2 separate regions of the Homo sapiens genome follow, and region 1 is linked to region 2. A link is a loop called in an ENCODE intact Hi-C map of the cell type or tissue named here. Cell type or tissue: CD4-positive, alpha-beta T cell. All regions are shown on one strand. Each heading gives the region's core, and the rest is flanking DNA. Links, peaks and the distances in the headings are about the cores only. Region 1 overlaps PARD3B (par-3 family cell polarity regulator beta). Region 2 overlaps PARD3B (par-3 family cell polarity regulator beta).

Region 1 (8,348 bases), core at 94-8,093, 110 kb before region 2:
ATAACACGCTAATGGACAAATTACAGACAGTAGACAGTCTTCATTGTAGCCTCTCTTTTTACAGCTTTCTTTTTGGAAAACAGCTACAGTATAGGAAAATACTTTCTCTGGATTGAAAATTAAAAAGACTAGATTCCACTACCAGCTACCATTTAGTCAGTGACCTTGGGAAACAAAACTTCGGAGCTACTCTGTTCTACCATTTGATAAATAGGTATAATATTCTTACTGCATACACTGTATTCTTATGTGGATAAAATGTATGGAAAACAGCAAAGTATCTTAAGAAAAAATATTTATCTTACGAGTTATCACTTTTAAGCTTTTGTATTATACTTCTAGTTGATGTTCTATTTTTTCTCGTTTTTCCAGTATTTAAGGCACATGGGTTATACTGAGTTAAGGATATCATATGAAAGAAGAGTAAGATATAACTTAGCTTACACTAAACTGTTCATAGTACCAATATAATATGCCATTGCCTAGTTGATTGGTATGTTAAATGTTAAAATGAACATTACTAATATATGTTAGAATTAATGAATACACAAAATTGAAGTTATTATATAACAGAAATAGTGATGAAAATCACACATCCACCACATTAAAAAGTTGATTTCATTTTCCTTTTCAAGATTTAAAGTGTTAAACTCATTCTGGCTGGATGATGAGAAAGATATCGTTCTACTGATTTTTTTATACTAGAATAATCTTTCATTATTATTAATATATTTAAGTCTTATCTCCAATAAGTTCATCAGTGCTACCAGTTACAAATAGAAAATGCATGTGCTCAATTTCAAGAATTAAAAATAATGCCTTGGGAGTAGCATTTCTTTTCTGTGGCAAGAGGATTGTTGGATTTTCCAATTAAAGAAGTCTCCATACTGGAAATGAGTAGTCAGTTATGAAAATTATTTTTGAATGGCGAATTTGCATATCCTTAATTGTATTCATTTCTTTTGAAAGATCGAACTTGAAATTTATGATGTTTTGATTGGTTAACCCTGCATTTCTGTTATTAATAATATTGCCAACAGGGTTCCCCTATGACTGGGGCTCTGAGTGTCTTTCCTGAATAAATGCTTGAATCATAAGTAGGTTTGTTTTACTTAATGAATAGAAAATATCTAAAGATGTACTGCTGGTTTTCACATTTACACACATTGCACTTTTTGGAATGACAGTAGCATCCTGTAGCTGCCTCATTTACTCACATTTGGACTTTTCTACATCAGCTGATGAGAAACCCTTGAAGTTTCTGAATGTTGGTGCTGTCTGTTGGCCAAAAGTGCAGTTTCAGCAGAGCCGTCGTCACTGTCTATACAGTAGTGTCTGTGTGATTACTTGAATTTTTAAAGATACCTTGCCCTTATTTTAAGGAAAAAATGACTTGGAAATGAACAATTTAGAGTTTTTATATTAACAGTAAAAAGCATAGTTCTCACGTAAAATAAGATTGACATATAATTAGATTAAAAGTAAGGATGTCGAGTCTTATTGGACTTAGCATTCCATTGGACTTAAACCAGTCAACACAGAGTCAGTCATGAAGGAAAAGAACAAAATTAAAGGCATGTACAAAAATGGGATACCTATTTATGCAAGATCAGCACAAATTGTATATAAGTATTCACACAATGTATGTATGTATATATGTATGTAGAGTGTATCTACAGGGACAGATACAATTAGGCATCTTGTAATGTGTTTTAGGTCTCCGAGACTGGAATAACCTCCCTATACTATTTAAGTCTATTATTCAATGCATATTCAACTTTCATTTTTGGAAGCACTCTTTAATAAAGAGTTAATGAAGTCATTTTAGGCATTTTAGGGAAGGTGGGGTAGTGGGAAGGGGAAGCAGCCATTTCATTCCTTTAAGAGAGTGGGCCAAAATTGGTTCTATTTTTCAGTAATAGACAAAATAAACAAATGAATAAACCAGTATTTATTATTTCTTGACCATGGTGCTTATAGACATAATATTATTGAAAAATTAAGAGTTGTGGTATAGTAACATTAACATTTTAAGTTTGATGAGGCGATTTTCTTTGCAACCAAATAAAGATCACGTTCAGCTAGATAGTGTCCGTGTGGTATGCATGTCCTACAAAGTAATTAGTGTTGTTGGATTTGTTTGTAGCTGATTGCTGTGTTTGAAGAACAAGAACCACTCCACAAGATTGAGAGCCCCAGTGGAAACCCTGCAGATCGGCAGAGCCCAGATGCTTTTGAGACAGAAGTGGCCGCCCAACTGGCCGCATTTAAGCCAATTGGTGGGGAGATTGAAGTAACCCCTTCTGCTCTAAAACTAGGTATGTGTAATGTTTATGATATTCTTTTCACCTGACTGAAGATCCGTCATCTTGTTGATTAGGCATTGTTTCTTCTTTGTGACTTTCATCCTGTTAATATTTTATATCGTGGTTTATCTTTTCTTTAAATTATTTTTTTACATAGCTCTTTGCAGCCACTGCTGCTTGGGTAAGTGGATGCAGCTTTTTCTTGAACTGAAGGTGAAGCAGAATTGTATGCCCTCGAAGTAACACGGGGGAGTCAGATGCTAAATGATGAAGTTTGCCTGTATCATATGAGTATAACTTTTTAAAAAATTCCTGAAAAAAACTCATTTGGGAAAAGCCAAGGTTTATCAAAGAATCCATGCTAGAAATAAAGGTCACTTTATTTTCTTAGCCTCAGTCTTTTTCTGCCCAAACTATAATCTCAGAATCTGGGGGAAATGTTTTGAAGTTAGTTTTGAAATTCTTTTCTGATGATTTATTCAGACAAGACAATTCATCCAGTAATTTTGCTTAGAAATATTTTTCATTATATTTGTAGAATGAGAAAGTAAATATTATTCTAAAGTTTCAATCAGTTTACAACTCCAAGAGAAATAACATGTCTGTTTTGGTGATACCTCCTAAAGATAAATTTAGCTCAATTTAACTGCATGAAGTTTTTGAAAATCCACTAATATCTTGGTATTTCAAACAACTTTTTATGCCTGTGGAATGTTTGTGCAACATTTTGAGACTACTTAGAGCACCTGTTATGAGGGAATTCTCAAGCTAGAAGAACAGAGGCTTATTCCACTTTGCAAAGGTCAGCTTCTTATTCTTTTTAAAGCAAAACATATGCTTAAAATGGTTAGAATCGTACATAGTACTCATTTTCCCATTTGAAATAAAATATATACTGTAAAGTTAAATTTACATACTCTAATGCTGACAATCCATATTTTGTACTGATTTTTGGAAAAGCATCTGTAGTGCCCCTTTTAAAATAAACCAAATGGAAATTAATGACCTATGGTCTAAGTGGGTTTTCCTGTATCTTTTGGAACCGAGCTAGTGAAGCAGTCTGCTGGAACGTGGCTGCTGGAGGGCTTTGTGGCAGCTTCTCTTCATCTGGAGCCAGCCTTGTGGCTTCAGCAACCTTACAGCCCCATCATTCATTTGCATAATGGATGCCTTTTTATCCATTATGCAAATGGTATGAGAGGAAAATTAGGCAATAAGGGAAGACGAAAGGAGAAAATTGCTCTTGCTTATTTTAATATTCTATTTATAAGCAAGCACTGTGGTCTTCAAATGGCCGAACCTCAGAGTACTTCTGTGCCGGAGAATTTGTTTTCACCTCTCTCTTATGAGCTTTGTCAGGGAAAAAAGATTGTTTTCTTCAGCTTTTTTGTTGGAATATTGAAACAACATAATATCGAATGCAAGAAAAAAAAGTCAGCCGAGATTCCCCTTCTTTGAAAGTGTGGACTGTCTACTTCTTCCATATGATTTTTGATAAGTCAGAGAAAACAATATTTATTACATGAGTACACACCATCTAAATCCCTTACTCATAATAACTCATTTATTTAAGCCTCGTCATACTTAATTAGTCGGCTTTTATTATTTTTATCGTTTAAGAGTTGAGGAATAGGTACAGAGAAGTTTAGTAACTCAGCAGAAATCCCATAGCTATTAGGTGGCAGAGCCAGAATTTGAACTGTTGCTGGCTGTGGTGTGAGAAACCATTTTGCTGTGCTGCCTCTGACATGCAATTCCTAAAACAACCAACTAATATAACTGTCTTGGGGTTTACTTTGAGAATATATGCCAAAACCCTGAAAATACTAAACTCCTTGGTCTACAATCTCATTTCACTTAGTACCAGATTAAATGATGAGACTAGCTCACTGTTAGGTGGGAAACATTCCCTTCCAACCATTTGGCCTGAAACCTTGGCATCACCTCCAGTTCCACCGTTTCCTTCTACCTCCCCCACTCTGTCAGCTATTCAGCTTCCTTGTCCACAGCCACCACAGCAGGCCAGAGCTTTGCCATCAATTAGACTATTGCAGAGGCCTCAGACTGACCTCTTTCTTTACACTGTGTGCTTTCTCCAGTCCCTACTGTTGCCAGAGCTGCCTTTCTAAATCACAAATCTGATTATGTAATATAACTCCCCTGCTTAACGACCTTCACTGGCTTCCCATCACCCTGAGAACCATATCTAAACTCGTTAGCAAGCTGATGCAGATGGTTCCTCTGAATCAGCAGGAGAAATTTGGGCAAGGATGAATGACGTAAAAAAATCATCCCTTACCCACTTTCATGGTTCTAGCAGTTTGAGTACTTTGCATTTCTGGAACTTAAAAAGCAAAGAAAAAACATATTTGTCAGGTTTTTCAGATAGCGAAGTTAAAGAAGGAAGCAACACAGCCAGCTTTGGTCTCCACCCATTCTGTTTTCCTGTTGTTGGCTCCGGGGCAGGATGTGGCCATAGGCTGTGCACCTCCAGATGGAGAGATGTGGTTGGCAGTAGAGGCAGTATTGATGGCACTTCTGGGAGTGTGACCTGGCTGTCCTGTCTGGTCCACCCTGAAAGCCTGCTTAGGTGAAGAATGGGAGGGGCGGTGAGAGGAGTTTTGCAGCACCTGTGCCCCAGCAGTTCCTCCTAACAGGGTGCTCATGAAATGTCAGCCATTGAACCCAGGCCCTTCATCTCCCTTCCCCAGTCAGCTAGTGTAGCCATTGGAACTGGTTGTACTTTTCACAGCTCATTCACCCAACCTGGTACAAGAGAAATAGGGCTTAATTTTTTACTGGTTTTCTCACTCTTAAGGCCACTTTCTTAAGAAAATAGCAAATTTAATCTTCATTGGCTTACATTGCTTTTCTTAATTAAGCAGACACAATTCAACAAATATTAGGAATCAAGAGATTTTTGTGATTACATCACATTGAGCACCCAAAATTTATGTTTTTCTGGAATCTGATATCAAAATATACTCAGTGTTCAGTATAATTTTTATATTTCTTTTTCCAACACAAGATAACCATCAACAATATTCTGTTAAAAACCAACAACCACCTTCTCCATGTAATGCATACAGAGGTTGACTCCTCCCATTCTTTCTTTATCTTCCAGGATGTAATACTTATGCATGCATATTCATATTCCCAGGCCCTTCATGATCTAGCTGCTTCCTCTCTGCCCACCTTTATTGCTGGCCAGTCTTTCACAGTCACCTTAACTTGCAGCCACTGTGAACCACTTGCCATTCCAAATTTACCACCTTCAAACCTCTGTGCCTTTGCAGATACTGTTCTCTTTAGCTGGCTCATTCCTTTGTCTCTTTACTGTATAGTGAACTCATATGCACCTTTTAAGTTCAAGCTCAAATATGACCTTCTTCATGAAGCCTTGTCCAAATCTTTAAAACAGTACAGTAGGCTTACAGTAAGTATTATTTCTTAATTCTTCATCTAACAATCAAGGGTTACAAAGACGAACAGCAGAAATCTACTGACATAAAGGGGTTCATAGTCTCATGCCCTATAAGCTGATGGGGTATATATTTTTAATTCGTAAGATGAGTTTTAAATCAAGTGGGCAACCACATAATTCCAACCTCATTCATCTAAATTATTTCCTATCATTTATTTTCTAATGGATTTTCTAATGTAATGCTGAATGACTGAACCCTGGGGATTCAGCCCTAAGTAGCAAATCACTTTCACACTTTAAGATTCTGTGGCTCTGAAATCAGCCAAAGCATGTTACCATATAGTACAGAGATTGCTGGCCTGAGAGTTCATTTAAATGATGAGATGTGGTAACCAAAATCCCAGGCGAAATTGGAAAGAATCATATTCACATGATCTATTTGGACTTAAAAATTTATAGTTCGAGAATTTTCCAAGTCTTCTCTGTGAAACCCCATGGTTCTTCTGAGCATGTATTAGGGTTTCAATGGATGCTTGATTCTAGTTAATAAATAACATTTATTGAGCGCTTAAGTTCTAGATGCTATTTAAATTTGTTCATTCTCCATCTTTGGACAAATAGGATTGGTTATGCTAGTGTGGAAGAAAGGGTGAAGAAGTCTAGAAAGTAGCCAATAAACAGAATCCCAATGCTTATCTACCCCAAAACCTCACCTCCACTCAAAAGATGTATGCATGCCTCAGAAAAACGTTTGTGAAATGCTGACCTAGAAATATGCAGTTCCACAGAATTTTATAATTAGCAATTGTGTAGGTAATCGATATTATTTTACAAATGAGCAAATAAAAGTTAAAATTCAATGTGTACTCTGATGTTGAATAAGGAACTAGAACTGGAACCCACATTTCTTGGCTTCTAGAACAGTGCTTGTTCAGTTGCATGACTTTTTAAAAATTAATTGTAGATTTCAATTATCCATATATTTTAGGTACTATATGTGATAGCACCTCACATCCTTTTGGAATTGAGTAGAGTGTAAATTAATAAATAGATACTATGAATAGGTATAAATCAAAAGCTACTGAGAGAACAAGACCAGGAAATGGAGGTGGAGAAAATGTCTTTTAAATCCTATACATTTCAGAAATGAGTTTGCTTCTGTCTTCTTATCTTCTCATCCCGTGTGTGTGTGTGTGTGTTTGTATGTGTAGGAAAGTTCCACTAAAACCAATATACTAATGGGATCCATAGATGTGGGGTTTTTTTTAATAACGTGGATATTTTAATAGACTTTCTGATTTTTTAAGTATGTACATATAGGGCCATCTGTAAAAAAGACAAATTAGTGAGGAAAATTATTTTGAAGTTTAGGAGGGTGGGAGTCTCCCGGTCCTTCCCCTGACTAGTCCCTACACTGCCTTCATGATTAGTACCTGACCACCTACTGTTCCATAAGAGGCTTTTTGTGGCCATAGATCAAGGTTGGCCCAACCCAATCTTTGTCCCTTGAGAGTCAGTGATATGGAGCTAGTTCTAGACCCTGCAGTATTTGATCTAGCTGTGTGATCAGGATAAGTCATTTAACCTATCTCTATCAGAACCAACTTTTTCCAAACAAAAAATAAATCAGGACAAATTTGGGACACATTCTAGCAAAGTAAAAATTGAAAACCAAGGCTATCCAGGTCACTCCCTGATGTGTCACCACCATATCTCCCTGGGCCACAGTTTCCTCATCTATAAAATAAGCTGTCCTTTCTCCAATGGGCCATGATGGTTCCTTGAGTGTTTTATTAATACCAAGCTGAGTTTGAATCCAACTCCATGCCTCTGCCAATTTCCCTGCTATGGCCCCAATTAATTAGTAGTTTTTTATTTTGTACCTTTTGATAATTTTTTTCAGTACTTCTTGATTGAAATTTGCTAATTTGGGTTCAAGCTTTCATGGGAAAATATTTATTTAGTTAAATTATTTTAGCAATGTAATTTAAATAGTTTTTCAGGATAAAAAGTACTTTAAACTTGGCTGTTACCATGCTTGTGATCTAGATTACCTTGATATAAAGTAATCTAAGTTTGGAGTTGAAGTGGTATTAGCTTTATTCTCCTCTTGTGTGTTAAACTTTGAAGATGAGCTACTTTCTATTTGAAAGTGATTCTTGTTTTTGAGACTTGAAAGCTGAAAGGTGCCTCAGATGCTTTATTGTTTCCATGTGTGTTTGTGATTCTTCAAAACCGAAATGGAAATTATGATTATGTGTTTGTTATAATATCATTATTTTCAAAACACTGAGTTCTCTTTCTTTGCAGTGGTGTTCAGCAAATACTGTGTAGCTATAGATTCCTGTTGAAAATTGTGACCATTTTCTATCTGATTTTGACTAATTTACTGCATAAAGGAAACATATGGGAACATTTTTCTCAATTTTTAAGCAAACCAAATCCCTTTATGGCGCTGATCTTCAGGAAAACGTAAAGAAAGGGGAAGTTTATTCCTTTAATTAGGCTGCTGTGTGTAAGTAGCTGCTGTGCCCATAATGTGAGTTTAAGTATTGGCATCTGATCCTAGACAAACACACTCACACCACACACATAGCAGAACTAAAGCTCAGGGATGG
Region 2 (8,348 bases), core at 207-8,206:
AAAGCTATTTTATTCCCCTCTTGTGTAAACAGCAGTTTTCCTGTAAATCAGGGTGTGTTTTAAAAATCACCATCCCTTTGCTTAAAGTTGTGTTATTCTATATAAAGAAGATTGGTTCTGGTGGTGTCCTGCTGTGGTAAATTTTGAAAAGATGTCGAAAAACTTGTCTTATTTGCTTTGAAGTAAGAAACCAAGATAAAACTGAAATAAAATTAAATGGAACTAGACAACATTTCATCTCATGCTATTTTTTCGGGAAAAAAAGTCCAAATGTATATAGTAACCTTGAAAGTAAGTCTGTAGACATTATCAAATCAATCTAAATTGAGTTAGTGTATATGTGGTAGGCAGAAACTGGTAGAAATTAGTTTATCTTCCCCAGACTCTTTCTGTTTTCTTTGTACAAAGTAGGATAAACTTGTTTTTAGACCTGATTATGTTTCTTTGTTGCTTTTTTCCCCCTTTCCCTAAAAGGGCAAGGATTGTCCATATTTTGTTCAATTCACACCAGGCGTTAGAACAGGAAACCATTAAAAAGCCCTAGGCACATGTATGACATCTGTAGCTATTATTGGAAAGATGTGTTGAATATAAAACCTGAAACATTTCCAAATAAGGAATATAAACAATGATCCCCAGTGTTTTGTAGTTTCACTGCTTATAAACAACAAATTGAAGCTGTAGGGCTGATTCTTGTGATATACATACATGTGAACAACCTAGCCCACACATATTCCTCTTTATCTTATTAACAGGATCTCTACAAAATGCACTTCAGTCCCATTAGACAAATGGTAAGGCTGTTGTATGACTAATCTTAGTGGACATTTTAAAAGCTTATTTTAAATATCCATTGCTTCTTTTATTTAAATGTATCTTTTTCTAGTTGGATCCATTCATTCCTAGAGCTTCTCATTTATAAGTTCAGATTGTATTGAGAATATTTGTGTCAAAATGCTTGATTCATATAGCACTTTCTGAAATAATTTTGCTAATCTTCAAATTGTCTATTTGAATAAAAACAAAGACATTAATTACAAAAAACTTTTGAAAAGACTATTGTCTCATTAACTTTTATGCTAAGAATTATATATCTTATGTAATATATTTGCATATATCAATGATTTTCCACTCATTTGAACTTTTAAAAGTTGCTAATTGGTAAAGGAATCATCTAATTCTACCTTGATGGGTTTGAAAGGAGAACTTAATAGTAGTTTATGGAACGACTTCAGAAAAACTATCGTATGTCATCTATTGCCTGTTGCATTCAGAATGAACAACAACTTATCTTCATAGAAAATGGTACTACTGACTTAGTTGCTCTGCCCTCTATGTCATTCTTAGTGAAAATGCTGTGATCAGGTGAGCTCTTAGTAATCATGGCTGTCTGATGTATCAAAGAGGTTTATTAAAACTTGGAAGCAGCTGTGGCATAGTACAATGTTCTCGATCATTGTGCATCGCAAAATTTACAAATGTTGAGAGTGTGGCTTTTCTTTAGTCTGTAAATGGCAGCACCCAATGACCCAGATTCCCCTTCTATTTCACAGGCGCTCAAAAGAAAACAAAAAACAAGCTGCCAGCTTTCCAATTTAATCCTTAATAATAACAATCTTCCAAGACTCCATATTTTCCTAGGTCATTTAGACAAATGTTATTCTACATCAAAATATAATTAAATGATCCAATATCAGTTTAAATTGCATTGTTGGTGTATTGTTTCCAAATTATAATTGTTAAGTGTTCTGTAGCTCACTGAATATTTTTAAGTTTGTTGTAGTGCCCAGAGGCAAAAATTGCAATGGGTACAATTTTATAAATCAAACTCATTAATAAATAATGTTTTCATTATTACTGGAATAAAGAGAACCATATAGGATGACCTTTTAAAAACATTACTACTTACAATTTGAAATGGCTTTAAATGGAGGATTGTACATAATGTATTGTAATGAGACCATCCCTTCCAGACCTATAGGTATTTCACATCAGATTTCACAGTGAAGGAATGTTTGAGAGCTTCCCGAAAGTTAGACAATGCATTTTTATCTTATAATGTTTTCTTCCTTAAATTTAGAAGTTTTGTACTAGTAAACTTTGGTTACTTATTTGTAGATTTCTTTTCATTGCTCATGGTGAAGATAGGAATTATTGCATACAATGATTAAATTCTCCCGTATGAAAATTATGTTTACAATTAATATATAGAAAGTACAACTTAGCTCAATAACATTTTAATCCACCCTCAAAAAAGAAAAGGAAAATCCAAGATCATATATTAAGAAATATATATATGCCTATGGGAGTTTAAAATTCAACTTGTCTTCAAGAAGACAAGAAATTTTACCTCTTTTTTAGGTTGCAAAATTATTTCTATACTTCTTATTTCTTCATAAGAAATAGTTTAAAAGATGTTGACCATAGCTGCCTTACCTTTATAAGAATTTTTGCCATTCTAACAAAAAAAAAAAAAAAAGAATTTTTGATAGACATTTTTTCTGATACAATCATGAAAATATACAAGACACTCCAAAAATAACATTTTCCTTGATCTCTATGGTTAAACTTTTTTCATAAACACATACTTTTGCTTTGTATTGTACCATTCAAAGTAGGAATCAAATTTTAAACATGATGGTAATGTTCAAACTGATAAAACTAATATTCATCAAAAATAAATATTAGTACAATATCCCACAACAAAAATGAACCACTGCTTGTAATTATTTAAAGCTATGAAATTATATATTTTATATGATAAATTACAACTATTTTATAATTAACAGTGAACATCATAGTAATTAAATTCGTGCAGTATCCTGTGTCTTATGAGAACTTTCTTTTCTTTAAACTTTCAGTTTTACCTAACTTCATGATGCAGAGTGGTTCTGTTTGTAATTGCTTTGTAAAGTTCTGAAGTGCAGGTTTAGATTCACAGTGCAGGTTTAAAGCTGTCTGGTTAACTATAGTCTCAACTGGGTAATTCTTATATAACTAGATTGATGCAGCTAAGAAAATAACTAAAGTCAGTCAAAAGTATTGGTCACCAATGCTTCAAACAATCCCATTAATCTGGCTGGTGACTTCAAGGATGTCTAAAACTTCTGGATAATAACTTGTCTCTTGTTATGCTAATTACCCTTTCCACATTTAGCATCACATCTGAGGAGACTGCAGATTGAGTTCCATATCATTTCAATAAATGTTATCTTAAATGTTAACATACTTCAGGTTCAATGTATATAGTTTAGGGCTTCTCAAAGTTTGTTCCACAGATTTCTAGCTCTCTAGATTGGGGATCATCAGCCCCCAGCCATGGACTAGTACTGGTCCATGGCCTGTTAGGAGCCAGGCTGCACAGCAGGAGGTAAGCAGTAGGCAAGAAAGCACTGCCTGCGCTCAGGCTCCTGTCACATCAGTGGCAGCATTAGGTTCTCATGGAAGTGTGGATCCTATTGTGAACTGTGGATCTAGGTTGTACGCTCCTTACGAGAATCTAACTAATGCCTGATGATCAGAGGTGGAACCATTTCATCCCAAAACCATTACCCCATTTCCCCCACCCCCTTCCATGAAACTGGTCCCTGGTGCCAAAAAGATTGGGGACCACTGCTCTAGATAATCTGTGTTTCATTAAGATCTGGAAATGCTACATACTATATTCCCTCCATGAGTTCACAATATAGCAAATTAAATATTCTGAGTAAACTACTATTTCCTAAATTTATTTGACTGCAGGATCATTTTGGAAGCACCATCCACTAACATCCCATAGAAGACATTGTGAGAAATACTCACTGCGTCACAACTCATTAATAGCAACAAAGTTGCCCCTGAATCCGGTCCACCAATCACACATCGTTTGCTTCATTATCTTTGTCTATATATAGATATAAACAAATATATATATCTCTCTCAAGATTTAGATTGTCAGGTGAGTAGAGAGGGAGGGAGGGAGGAGTATTGTCATTTCTAAGAAATGTCAAAAGCCACAGGTACTTGAAAAGGCCTGAAAGATCAGGGACTTGGCTTCCTTTAGAGCCTTGAACAAATTACAGAACTTTGCTTGGTTTTGTTTTGCTTTTATCAGTTTTATTCATCAGTTGAGAGTGTCAGAAAACTTCCCTTTGAGTTCTCAAGTTTCATGGCTCAAGGCGAATTTTCTGTTTCTTTTCTGTTTTTAAGAACTTGGGTCTAGAATAAAAGATAAGTAACAATTCAGTCATACCCTTTTGCAGAACACTCTCAGTATTTGCCTGGCAGTTTCTCTTGATGCATGCGTGCTTGATTTTAGAGAAAGCCGTGAAGTTCATGCATTCTGTAGTTCTGAGAGTGATCTCTGTTACTTGAAGAAGCCAAAAATGCAGAGCCTTCTGTACCCCTCCAAATCTTATTTTTAATGAAATATTATATGATTCCAAGGAAATTTAAACCTATGCAATGATTTCTTAGAGAATAGGTGAGAGAGATGCCTGAGAGATAACAGAATAGGGACGTCTGGGATATATATATATATCCTTGGGGATTTTTTTGATTATAGAACACATGAGCATTAAGAAATAGCACTTATTTAAAAGAGACTGTTCAGTTGAATACCTGTGTTGCTACTAATCACTTCATAGCTCCTTACTTTCCTATTTAAACAACAAAAGAGAGTTGGCCATAGGAATTTTTGTGTTGAGGTGGGGAAGTTTATAAAGGAATAGAACACATAATCATTTCAATGTCTCTTTTAATGGAAAGTAGTTATTTGCATTTGTCACAAATTAAACTTACCTAATTATTAAAATGCTGCCCTTTGGTTTTTGACTTAATAATTAAGAATGACTTCATTGTGATTTTAATCCCAGAGAGTCAGTTTATGTCTGTATAACATGCATGGCTTTCCAAAAAGGTGATTTATGTAATTAAGAGTGAGATATAGTTTATTTATGAAAAGGTGCTTTTGTGTGGTTAAATGTTTAACCTGAGCTAATTAGGAGCCTTGAGAATTTTAGTTAGCAAGTTAAGGCATTCAAAACTCTGAATGGGTATTTATAATTTAGCTTTGTTCCTTTTATTAGATGTGACAGAGCAATTTAGTATTGTAGGTTCACTCAATGGCTATCGCAGCATCATTCTTCATAATTTTTATTAATTGTATGGTTTTCCTTTTATGTTTTCAGGTGAGAGTATTTCTTTTCTAAAGATAGACCAAAGACCCACTTTTTTTCCTGAGTAATTCTGTCTCTTAATGAATGCTACTTAATCCATTAGGGTTCACATAAGTATTCTATCAAGATAGAAATTTAAAGTAAATGTGACTTCATTAATTTAAACTTGTAGTATTTTGCTTAAATTCATGTAATTTTTTTAATCCATAGGGTAAGTGTGGAGATTGTCAAACATGTTAATAAAATATTTGACACTGTTTCAGTGAAGAGCTGAGGTCTAATGTCCTCTCTTCTTGAATCTGGACTGGCCCAGTGACTTAATTGAAAATCATAGCGTGCAGCAGACATTGTGTGACTTCTGAGACTAGTTCAGAAAAGGCTATACCTGTGGCTTCCATCTGATTCCCTTGGGCATTTGCTCTGGGACAAGCCAGATGCCATGTAAGAAAGTCCATTTCTCTGAGTCCACTTTGCTAGAAAGGCCATGTGTAGGCAATCTAGTTGGCAGCCATGGCAGATCTCCCAGCTTCCAGCTCGCATCAATGGCCAGCCACGTAAGTGAGCCGTCATGGATGCCCAGACCTGTGGAGCCTTGGCAGCAGCCGACTCTACATCTGACTGCAGCCTTGTGAGAGACCCCAAGCGAGGGCTGCCCAGCTTAGCCTTTCCTGAATCCCTGACCCACAAACTCTATGAGATGTGAATATGTAAACCAGAATACATATTGCTTTATACCACTGAGTTGCCTGATGATTTGCTATGCAGCAATAACGACCAGAACAAGTAGGTTCAATACATTGCATAGATCTGTTCTTACATGATGTGTTTTAAAAGATAACCATGATTTAAATAAATTACTTTATCTCAAAAAGCTAATCCAATGTTATTATTACCTTGTGTCTTAGTCTGTTTGTGCTGCTATACATAGCAAAATACCCGAGACTAGGTAATTTATAAAGAACAGAAATTCGTTTCTCACATTGCTAGAGGCAGGAAGTCTAAGATAAGGCACCAGCAGATTTGGTGTCTGGTAAGGGATTCTCTCTGTTTTCAGTATGGCACCCTGTTGCTGTATCCTTACATGACAGAAGGCAGAAGGGCAAAAAGAGCAAAAGGGACAAAAAAGGCTTCGCCAATTCCCTCCAGCCCTTTTATAAGGCATTAAGCCATTCATGAGGGCAGATCACTCAAGACCTGATCACCTCCCAAAGGCCACACTTCTTAATACTGTTGCATTGGGGATTCAGTTTCAACATGAATTTTGGAGGGCACACAAATCTTGAGGGAGATTATAGCACCTCCTGAGAATAAGTTTTAGAAATTAGTAATATATTATTCTAAGTATACATAAATAATGTGTGCTGATAATATAAACCATAAATTTATATCTTAACCAAAAAACATTTAATAAGATTATGCTAACGTAAAAATTAATGTGCTTAAGAGTTTAATTCTCCATGAATTATAAAATCACAGGCAGATACCATATAGTTTATATTTATTTAAAGATTCTAAGAGATTTTCTGTACTCATACTTTACTACCCAGAAATCAACCATTTTCCAGTAAGTTCAAGTTGGTGAGCTATGGTATAGAATTAGAACTTTTCAGGTTCTTGCTGAGAGCCTTTTATCTGTGTACATTTAAACTAGTATTTTTATTATAGAATTAATATATCCACATGCTCAAAACTCAAATCATAAAAAAGTAAAATGAAAACTCAGCCTCCCTGGCTCCTATTTTGTTTCAGTCCCACAGGCAACCCCTGATCACAGTTGCTGTTTTTACATTTTTAAGGTGGCTATGATAAAACTTAAAATTAAATTTTACACGTATTCCCCTTTTTCTTGATTTGTCAACTTTACAGAATATCTACTCTTGTTTACCTGCTATTGTAAATGAGTAATTTCTTACATTTAGGTTACCTCCTATCTCCCTTTCTCCTGCTCTGCTTCCGGTTATGTATAATTTTCACTTTAATGGTTATCTTCAGATTAATTGTTGCCTTTATAGCTTTAAATAATATACTTAAACATCTATTTCTTGATTTACCCACCCTGGCCAATATTTCTTACTCCTTGATATGAAAAGGGAAAAAATAAGAATACTCTTCCTTATATTAACTTTTCCTTGATTCATCGCTATGTTTTTATAAATCCATTGTTACTTTTATCTAAAAATCTGTTTTATTCTACTCTTGATGAATATTTGAATTATCCACTTTGGGATTATTAATAATGCTTCTATGAGCATCTTGCACTGTCTTTGGTGCACAAATGTACATGTGTTGCTAAGTCTGTACACTGTGAGTTAAAGGCTGTGTGTATAATACCAGTTTTCAAATAGCTATACTAAATTATACTCACACCAGCAGTATGAGACAGTAGGAATTCCATATCCTCATCAATAATTGGTACTGTTTGCCTTTTTCATTTTAGCTATTCTGATGGGTATTTTATGGTATAAAATTAGGTTTAATTTTCGTTTCCTTGAGGATTAAGGAGGTTGAGCACCTCTTCATATGTTTGTTGGCCATGTTTATTTTATGAAGACTTATATAGATAGGTCTCTTGCCCATAATTGTATTGGATTTCATCCATCTCCCTCCTCTCTCTCATCACTGTGTAGATTTTCTTTATATATTCTCTGTTACAACCCTTTTATCAAAAACATGGGTTGTGGGTATCTGCTTGTGTCTTGCTCTTTTCACTCTCTATTTGGTAACCTGGGTGAATAGTTATTTTAAGCTAGTTCAATCTATCAATCTTTTCCTTTATGGATGGTGCTTTTATATTCTGTTAATATATCTTTCCCTATTCCCAAATCATAAGCATATTCTTTCCTATTTTTATGAAGTTGTATTATTATTTTTGTCATTTATTTTAAAATCTGTAATCTACCTGAAATTTATTTTTTTCTGTGGCATAATCTAGAGTTACATTTGTGTTTTAAAAATATATTTATACATAGTTCACTCAGCACCATTTATTTTTTATGGAGAAAATATAGATTTACTTATTACTTTCTAGTCTATGCCATTGTCCTTTTTTGCTATGATGCTAAGACCTATATTGTACTGCTAAATAGAAATGGTGACGATCTTCTCAATATTTGTAGAACATGTTTAGATTTTTGCCATTAAATATGATATTAGTTCTAAGTTTTTTAATAGATTCCCTATGTTAGGTTGAAG

Evidence for each region. A loop is a pair of places that touch in the nucleus more often than their neighbours do. Peaks named below come from ENCODE experiments on the same cell type or tissue, not always from the same donor. Only the 100,000 strongest peaks of a DNase experiment are listed, where the experiment ranks them.
Region 1: it touches region 2 in a loop (6-fold over the local background); 5 of 110 quality-filtered maps call a loop at or near these places.

The regions. Positions count from the first base shown.
Region 1 is chr2:204,963,006-204,971,353 of GRCh38, forward strand. PARD3B (par-3 family cell polarity regulator beta) reads left to right here. Exons shown (of 23, transcript NM_001302769.2): 3 at 2,147-2,318. Among named protein-coding and RNA genes, the nearest start is that of PARD3B, 420 kb to the left of the region's middle. In CD4-positive, alpha-beta T cell, for the core only: no CTCF peak of the experiment used is centred there; a DNase peak (open chromatin) is centred at 4,796; H3K27ac peaks cover 3,947 bases.
Region 2 is chr2:205,073,221-205,081,568 of GRCh38, forward strand. The region is part of intron 4 of PARD3B (par-3 family cell polarity regulator beta); the gene reads left to right. Among named protein-coding and RNA genes, the nearest start is that of PARD3B, 530 kb to the left of the region's middle. In CD4-positive, alpha-beta T cell, for the core only: no CTCF peak of the experiment used is centred there; a DNase peak (open chromatin) is centred at 4,121; H3K4me3 peaks cover 893 bases; H3K27ac peaks cover 3,530 bases.